2 separate regions of the Homo sapiens genome follow, and region 1 is linked to region 2. Evidence: chromatin contacts called from ENCODE Hi-C or POLR2A ChIA-PET data. All regions are on one chromosome and are shown on one strand. The core of a region is the stretch at or near the end of the contact, and the rest is flanking DNA. Distances in the headings are between cores, read along the strand shown.

Evidence for each region. Hi-C counts contacts between places; a loop is a spot of excess contacts on that map. ChIA-PET counts read pairs that join two places held with the same protein, here RNA polymerase II (POLR2A). Pooled maps may share reads with other maps.
Region 1: a loop to region 2 is called in a pooled map, with 2.9 times the contacts of the local background. The contact joins the promoter of CASK here to the enhancer-like site in region 2. A Hi-C loop is called at or near these places in 3 of 168 maps with a recorded cell type or tissue (CD4-positive, alpha-beta T cell, Calu3 and HepG2), 3 of 37 single-sample maps with no recorded cell type and 6 of 50 pooled maps. POLR2A ChIA-PET finds 5 or more read pairs at or near these places in 4 of 52 experiments (CD4-positive, alpha-beta T cell, GM12878, T-cell and 1 more).

The regions. Positions count from the first base shown.
Region 1 is chrX:41,922,282-41,926,783 of GRCh38, reverse strand. It overlaps CASK (calcium/calmodulin dependent serine protein kinase), which reads left to right and starts at 3,230. Exons shown (of 27, transcript NM_001367721.1): 1 at 3,230-3,854. The coding sequence starts at 3,796. RefSeq lists silencers at 2,876-3,455, 3,726-3,775.
Region 2 is chrX:41,886,543-41,891,098 of GRCh38, reverse strand. All of the region lies in intron 1 of CASK (calcium/calmodulin dependent serine protein kinase), which reads left to right. Among named protein-coding and RNA genes, the nearest start is that of CASK, 35 kb to the left of the region's middle. Within about 2 kb of position 1,603, at least 2 of the 41 ENCODE cell types and tissues checked have a DNase peak (open chromatin) inside an H3K27ac peak, as active enhancers do.

The DNA of each region.
Region 1 (4,502 bases), core at 1,981-4,480, 34 kb before region 2:
CATCTGAGAATCAAATTTGTTTAGCACCAACTCCATCCTTGTGGGGTTTTAGATGTTTCTGAATTTTTTAAGGCCTATCAATTATATACTAGAGGTATAGCTACATTATGATGAAGACGTAGAACTGTTTTATTGGTAATTTTCCTAGCATTAGAAATCGGCCGGGTACAGTGGCTCAAGCCTGTAATCCCAGCAGTTTGGGAGGCCGAGAAGGGCGGATCACTTGAGGTCAGGAGTTCAAGACCAGCCTGGCCAACATGGTGAAACCCCGCCTATACTAAAAATACAAAAATTAGCTGGGCATGGTGTCAGGTGCCTGTAATCCCAGCTACTTGGGAGGCTGAGGTGGAAGAATCGCTTGAACCCAGGAGGTGGAGGTTACAGTGAGCCAAGATCGTGCCACTGCACTCCAGCCTGCTACCAAAGCCCATTTTCCCCCTACTTCTCCCTTGTCTACCTCCCAAGAGGAGGCAGGAGAAGACAAATATCCGTGTCCCCAGCTTCCCTTGCAGGTAAGTGTTGCTGCCTGTGACTCTGTCCTGGCCCGTGAGATGAGAAAAAGATATTTTCTTTCCCTAATAGATGAGAGACGGAGCAGAAAGGCCTCTCCTGTCCTTACTGCCCTCCTGCTTCCTCCCTTTAATGTCTGAAATTGCAGCAGCCATCTCATAATGATGAGGCAACAAGCCTGAGGATGAGATGCTAACATTACAAGAATGGCAGAGTGGAACGAATAAACCTAGGTCACTGATGACGCACTTGAATAGCTGATCAATGTTAATAACCACACATCTCCTTGCTACATGGAAAAGAGCACCCCGCCCCCTTGCATTTGTTTAAACCACTGTTAGTTGAATATTCAGTTGCTAACATCTGAACACAATCTAATAGATGCACTTACTTTAACATTTTCTTTGTGGAAACGAAAACAGAACCAAATTATTGACACCTGACTCACTAATACATGGGCTTATTTGTTGGAACAGTATTGGATTTTTGGAAGACACCCAGAGAAAAATTAATTTAAAAGGTTTGCTTATTTTAGTCCCCGAAGCAGAGAGGATCTACTTCTAACCATCATACATGGTACAACTTCTGAGGGATGTGTATTGCAGAGAATTTCTATATGACTAAATATTACACTGGGAACTGGGAGATCTAAGTACAGATCAGGAGAAAAAGTCCTCAGCTTTGTGCTGATTGGCAGACCTCAAACCACTCAAAGCTTGTGACCAGGGAGTGCCAAGAGCTGATTAAATTAGGCTTATCGCTGTGGCAAGGGGGCTGCATGTGTTAGTTTAATTAATCAGAGCCCACCTCTCCAGTAAAGATGGTTACAATCTCACCTCAAGTCCAGAGCTGCTACCCCATGGTGGGGGAGAGGGGTGGGATGGCTTTTGGGAGAGCAACCACCACATTCTTCCATCTGTAAGTGAGGGAGTCTCTTTCCAGATCCAAACCAACTGTGATCCTATGAGCAGAGCACTTACTTATTTTTGCAATCGTCTGTCTCTCTTTTTTTCACCTGCACTTTCTTTTCTGTTTTACTTTATGATTGTCCTTTTCTACCTCTGAGCATAGGTCCCTGTAGAAGACAACAAACCCCAAAATGAAGTCGACAAGGCTTGGTATAGCTCAGTCTTGGGCTGGGGAAAAGAAGTGAAGCTGACAAGGTGACTTGAGAGGGTCCCTGTGCACTTCAGGGCAGAATGGAGTGACGCCTTATTCATTAGACATGAGCTGGACATGCCAACTTGTGGTGAGTAACTCTTGGACCCTTAAAGGAGGCAATGTTTCTCAAGTTCTGAAGCCCCCGTCTCTAGAGAATGCACAAGCTCTTTGAGAAAGGAGGAAAACCGTGTGCAATTACACTTGTCCTCTGATCTGCATTTAAAAAAAAAAAAAAGGTTTAGTACCCAAATCCTTAGCAGGCAAATCTCTCAGCCTTTTGAGGGAGTGGTCAAGGGTTTGCACGAAACGTTTCTGAAGAGAAAATAGGCTGTGAGTCTCCACATCACCCCCTCCACTTTGGTATTAATAAATACTTTTTTTAAAAAAAATACTGCACTGAGAAATTTACCAGACGATTTCTGGAAACTGACTTATGAACTAATTGGGCACTTTTGCTGTGCGGAGGAACAAAGACACTATTGGTCTTCAACTGAGGCATATACCTGTCTGATGGCGCTGGCTCATTCCGCACATGCTCAGTTGAACAGAAATCTTCATATTGAATGCAACCTAGCACAGCGGCAACACCCAGAACCTCACTCCCTGGCTGCTCCTGTGCCTGCACTCCCTCTAGTTGCATTCTGTTCCTGACAAGTCTAACATTTATAGGGAGTATAGAGAGCAGAGTAGGTCCTGGGAGTTTGAGGACAATATACAAATGAGCTTAAAGTCACGGTTTGTCCCTGCCTTCCTAGCTTCTCTCTAGGTTGGTCTCTAGTGAGGGTAGGCGCTGGATAGATATTTGTTGAGTTTGGGGCAGAACGTGGGAGAAGCTGTCTCTATAGATGACCGTTTGCTGTCGCACACCTTCCTAGGCAGTTTTTGTTTAGTCCTTTTCTTGGACGACCTCCCCTTACCCCCAGCCCTCATCTTCATTAAGGAATGACAGGGTAGCACTAAAAGCATCCGCTGCCAAGCACGGATTCAGTGACAACCTCTCTCCACCTCTCTTTTAGCTTTCTCATTCATTAGCACCCTTTCCCTGCCTCTTTTCCCAGCAAAAAACTGGGAAAGGCTCCCTGCGATTACAAAAGAAGGAAAGGGGAGCGGCCAGAGTTTCGTGCCTCTTGCCGGACAACGAGCGTGCAGCCGTGGACCTTTTGTCTCCAGCCCCTTTCGCGGCTTGGTCGCGGCTAGGCGCGGAGGCGACGACCCCAACCAGCCCCGCCTCGGCAGCTGCAGCCGGCGCGCCCCACTCAACCCCCCGCGCCCTCTAGAATCCCGGTGCCCGCCCGTTCGCCGTGACGCGGCCGGCGCCCCGCGCATGCGCCGCTCGGCCCGCTCCCCTTTCCCTGGGCCACCGCCTCCCGACCGGTTGGAGTGGGCGGAGCCTGTGGTTCTGGAAGCCGCGCCGCCGACGGGGGAGGAGGGCGTGTCTGCGCGAGGCGGGTGAGCGGGGCTGGCGAGCCGGTCGGCTGCTGAGGCGTAGGGGCGGAGCAGAAGGCGGCGGCCGCGGCTCCCGCCCGCACAGAGCGCCGGTCCCGCGAAGCCCCCTCCCACTCCCGGGCGGGCGGTGGCGGCTGCGGGAGGAGGAGAAAGAGGAGGGAGCGTCTCTGCCGCCGCCTCCTGGTCCCCAGCGCCGATCCGCCGCCGCCGCCACCTCCCTCCGCGGCGATCCTCGCTCCATGGTCCTGCCGCGGCCCCCTCTGTAGCCCGAGCTGCTCCGCGACGCGACGGAGCCGGCCTCGGACAGAGGGAGCGGTCGCGGCCTCGCGGCCCGCGCGGGCTGACGAGCGGAGAGCGCGACGCCGCGCGGTCCCCGAGGATCCGCACGCCGGGCAGCGCGGCCCGAGCAGCGCGAGAAGCAGCGGGCGGGCGGGCGGCGCCGGGCCCGGGCCGCCCTCGCTCCCGCGCCCCGGCCCCGCCGCCCGCGCCGGGGCGGTCGCCTGCAGAGGAAGGCGCCGCAGTCTCTGGGCCTCGCGGCCCCACTCGAGCGTCCTCGGCACCGAGGGCTCGCGGGTCCTGAGGGGAGGAGGCGATCCCGGGGCTGGGCACTGAGCTCTTGGGCGCCCCCACCCCCGTTTTCGAAGCCCTCCACGCTGCGGCCGCTATCCCCTCCGGACCATGGCCGACGACGACGTGCTGTTCGAGGATGTGTACGAGCTGTGCGAGGTGATCGGAAAGTGAGTCTCCACGCGAGGGAGCGGGAGTGTGGAAAAATGCATTTCAGTGATGCCCCGGTCTTCCCGCACCCGCTCGGGGCCTGCCCCCTGCCCTCCCTCCTTCCCCTCTTCCCCTCTCGTCCTTCTCATCCTGGAGTATTTATAGACGTGTACCTGGAGCTCCTGCCAGGCGGGGGCCTGGGGGTTCTCAGCGGTCCATTGAGGCCACCGAGCCGAGGTTGGCCACCCCGTAAGGCGTGGGGCCGGCTGCCTGCATTTTATCTGACGGTTGCACAGGGACGTGGCACAGCCGATTTTATAGTTGCTTCAGTTGGGGTTATTGTTACCTTGCATGTACCATAGACCATTTTTGAAACAGAGCAGCTTGCATTTCCTTTGCTTGTGTGGTGAGAGAGTCCAGGGTTTTAATTGTGGGGTGTGTGTCTATTGTGCGGGATATTAGACAGATGCCTTTGTGTACACCCCATGCTCGGATTGGAGGGGGTCATTTAAGACGGGGTGCTTTCAGTTTCAGCAAATTCCCTCCTGGTGTACACGAACGTGGAAAGAGTTGGGGGCATTCGAATTTTTAATGCCTTGTTATGCAATGACTGTTCAATCAGTGCTCGAGACTCCCCTCGACTGTTGTTGGGATGGTGGTTAGCGTGG
Region 2 (4,556 bases), core at 354-2,853:
GACCAACATGGCAAAATTCCATCTCTACTAAAAATTAAAAAAAAATAGCTGGGTGTGGTGGCACGCACCTGTAATACCAGCTACTTGGGAGGCTGAGGCATGAGAGTCACTTGAACCTGGGAGGCAGAGGTTGCAGTGAGCCAAGGTTGCATCACTGCACTCCAGCCTGAGTGACAGACTGAGACTGTCTCAAAAAAAAAAAAAAAGAAATTATAGTAACACCTACACAACCAACATAAAGAGGTACACATTTAGGAACAAATACAAATAGCTCTTGGTATGTAGACAACTTAATTTGTGGGGTTCATGGGCTCATATGTACTACACAGTACCCTGTCAGCATTGAGCAGTCAGCATGCAGCAGGCATTCATTAGGTTTCTACAGAGGGAATGGAGAATGGATCAGTCTGTGAAATTTGTTAAGTGGGGTCAATTAAGAGTGCTTCTACCATGGTCAAAATCTAATCAGTCTTTTTCTTTGTTGTGATTGTTTCCATGCTTAGAAAGTCCTTCCCTTCTTGAGAGTTATGTGAAAATTCACCTACATTTTTCTGTCTTTCTTTTGATTCATACATTTAACTCTTTAGTTCATCTGAAATTTATTTTGTTTTTTAGTAAGAAGTAAGGATGTAAGCATCTAAATAGATTTTCCACCTTCAAATAATGTGCTGTTTTTTTTTTCCCCAGCATAGCCAGTGCATTCTTCAAAGGCAAAGATCAAAAATGTAATTTCTAGTTTTCAACAATTAGAATAGGGGTTGAATGGGTCTGGGTCTTGGGAGTGGAAGGTCAGTATGGTCCTTGGGGTTGGGGAAGGGCAGGCAGAGCATAGAGTGGAATTTAAAACACACACACACATACACACACACACACACACACACGCATGCACATTCACATGATAAGGAGAAAAAGATAACTGAGAAATTGGATAATAACAGAGCTAGTAGGAAGAGGATATAGTACAATGAACCCTCTTTAGAATGCAGGCCCTTTCCAAAATGAAAATTTGAAGGGTACTTGGGCTCTATTTGATGAATTATAGTGAGGTAAAGTAGTTTATTAAGCATTTGAATAAACCTAAATAGTTAATAAGCTATTGTTTATTAATAAAAGGTATGCCAACAAGGAAGTAATTATGCAAAGTTCTACAGAGCTGTCAAACTTGAAAGCATGTTTTTCCCCACCGATTTTGCCAGTCTCTACTGGGAAATTATTTATGATCATTCCCTCAGTCTTTTGAATAAGTCAACTTCTCTCAGTGCAATCATTGCTTTTTCCTGGGCCATAGCATTAGGTCAATTAGTGAAATATTAGGCATAATACTCTTTAAGGCTATGAATGGCCTTGAAGTACTGTATGAAAAATATGAGATTAATATTAAGAAGCTGCTATGAAGCAAATGTTACCAGTGGAAAATTTTATTATACAGTGGTGTTTATGCTGGTTTTAAGTTTTAAAACATTTTATCTTTAAATGACCACTGTATAAATGTTACTTTCAAAATATTGTTTGGTGTTGATAGGTTCTATTTACTCTTCCCAACATTTATTTGTATTATGAGTCACTTCATACTGACTCACCAGCATTGCATTAAAATAACCAGTCACCATCAAAAAGTGGACTAAGGACATGAATAGACAATTCTCCAAAGAAGAAATACAAATGGCCAGCAAGCATATGAAAAAATGCTCAACATCACTAATGATCAGGGAAATGCAAATCAAAACCACAATGCAATACCACCTCACTCCTGCAAGAATGGCCATAAATCAAAAAATAAAAAAAAAAAGATGTTGGCATGGATTTGGTGAAAAGGGAACACTCTTACACTGTTGGTGGGAATGTAAATTAGTACAACCACTATGGAAAACAGTATGGTGATTCCTTAACATCTAAATAGATTTTCCACCCTCAGATAACGTGCCTTTTTTTTTTTTTCCAGGATAGCAACTGCATTCTTCAAAGGGACAGATGAAAAATGTCATTTCTAGTTCTCAACAATTGGAATAGAGGTTGAATGGGTCTGGGTCTTGGGAGAGGAAGGTCAGAACTAAAAGTAGATCTACCGTTTGATCCAGCAGTCCCACTACTAGGTATCTACCCAAAGGAAAAGAAGTCATTATACGAAAAAGATACTTGCACACACGTTTATAGCAGCACAATTTGCAATTGCAAAAATATGGAACTAGCCCAAATGCCCATCAATCAATGAGTGGATAAAGAAAATGTGGGGTGTGTTTGCGTATATATACACACACACATATATATACATACATATATACATATACATGTATATATACATATATATACACATACATGTATATATACATATATACACATACATATACATATATATGTATATATATACATATATTCACATACATATACATATATACGTATATATATACATATATTCACATACATATACATATATACACACACATATATACACATATATATACATACATATATATATAATGGAATACTACTCAGCCATAAAAAGGAATGAAATAATGGCATTTGCAGCAACCTTGATGGAATTGGAGACTGCTATTCTAAGTGAAGTAACTCAGGAATGGAAAACCAAACATTGTATGTTCTCATAAGTGGGAGCTAAGGTATGAGAATGCAAAGGCATAAGAATGATATATTGGACTTTGGGGACTCAAGGGAAAGTGTGGGAGGGGGTGAGGAATAAAACACATTGGGTACAGTGTACACTGCTTGGGTGATGGGTGCATCAAAATCTCAGAAATAAAAAAAAAATAAATGAATCACCAACCACCAACCAACCAATATGGGAGATTTGTTTCAGCTGGAGGGCCTTAGTTTCTTAAAGTAGTTTTCTTCTCTTGCTCTGGAAAGTACTAATTCCAAGGCCTCTTTTCTCCTCCCAGTTGTAGGATATTGGGGATTCTTACTAGAAAGCGTAGGCAGAGCACATGCAGCCAGTGTCCCCAAGTTTTTTAGACCATCTGGAGCTACCTGTGGCTGCTATGTAGCCTAAAACTTCAGAAGGCCTTATGATCTATTGGCAGATGGCTAAACTGGGATCCTTGTGTCAGGGTTTTCTTTTATGTTATTTTTAAATTCCAGAATAGAAGAGAAAATGAAATGGAGAAAGAAGACATTGAAGGTTGTGGTGTTTTCTGTGAAGTTCAAGAAGTATTGACATTTCTCAGAAGAGTATGACTATAGATGATATTGTTACTGTTTGGGGTTTTTTGTTGGTCATGGTGGTAGTGATGGATTTTTTTTTTTAAGAGTCACGTTTCTTCACCTAGAATTAGCTGAGGAAAAGTGGCATCTGTATTGATGGTTTTAATAGATATGATTTTATTGGTGGTGCCTTCAGAGTAGTGGCTTAGAGTAATTAGAAAGACATCATTGCTTTGTATAGGTCTTAAAAAGATTGTTAAACTTTTAATTCAATGTTGGCTGAGCCTGCTGTGCCTGATACATTAAAAGAAAAAAGTCTTATGATTTACTGAAAAGAGTAAAATGGTCCTGATTTCAGTTACTCCCTTCTACTCATGCACACTGTGTTGCTTACTGCCCTTTTTAAATCCAAGGTGATTCTTCAACCTCATACATTGTTTTAACATTTCACTCTATGTCTAGGACATGTCTAGAATATTTAAGTGCCTTTTTCTTGGAAATAATAGAGATGTATCATACCCAGTTTTATTTGCTTAGGTAGCAGATAAAGACTTCAGAAATACTCAATATTTGAGTATTTGGGTTGGAATTTGACACTGTGTGTGTGTGTGTGTGTGTGTGTGTGTGTGTGTGTGTGTGTGTGGACTCAACTAGCCTAAAAGAAAGATAAATGCCTCTTAGAAGCTAGAGGGGAAAAACCTATGAAAACTTAGTTTGGGATGTACCTATGATGAAGAATTTGCCCTCTGATTTCTCTTCCATGTGGCTGATTTTGAAGGTTGTATAGTATTTTGTTTTTATGTTTTGATACAGCTGTTAATTCTTGACCATTTTCCTCAGAAATTGGCATTTCCAGATTGGCAAAATCTAGTATCATTGTAGGTAGCTCTTTACAGATAAATTTGTACGGGAGAGTATGCAATATATTTTGAAACTTCTGTTTTTGTGTGTACAAATCTCTAAATCAGCCCAGATGGTGGCCATTATGGATTAGTAATAGCAAGAAAGAAAGCTGTTAATATCACAGCTTCTAACATATGTCTCCTGATTGTGGGTATATATGCCTGGTGTCAAAGATAACGCTACAGCATACCTATTACGGCTTTTAAAAAGTTACTAAGGCATTTCTATCTGTATCAGCCAACTAGAAGGATGGATTAGACAACATGATATATGTAGTGCTTTTATCTCTGGCAGGTAGCTAAGTCTTTGAAAGAAGATATATCTTCTCATCTGGCCAGAATGTTTTGATTTTAACTTGAAATTTCCTAACAAGAGTTCTTATGTGTTTATTATTGCATGTTCTTATGTGTTTATTTTTAAAACTATCCTTTAGCATTTAGGCACATTAATTTATAGCACCTGTAGAGCAATCAGTTGCAATATCTGCATATATG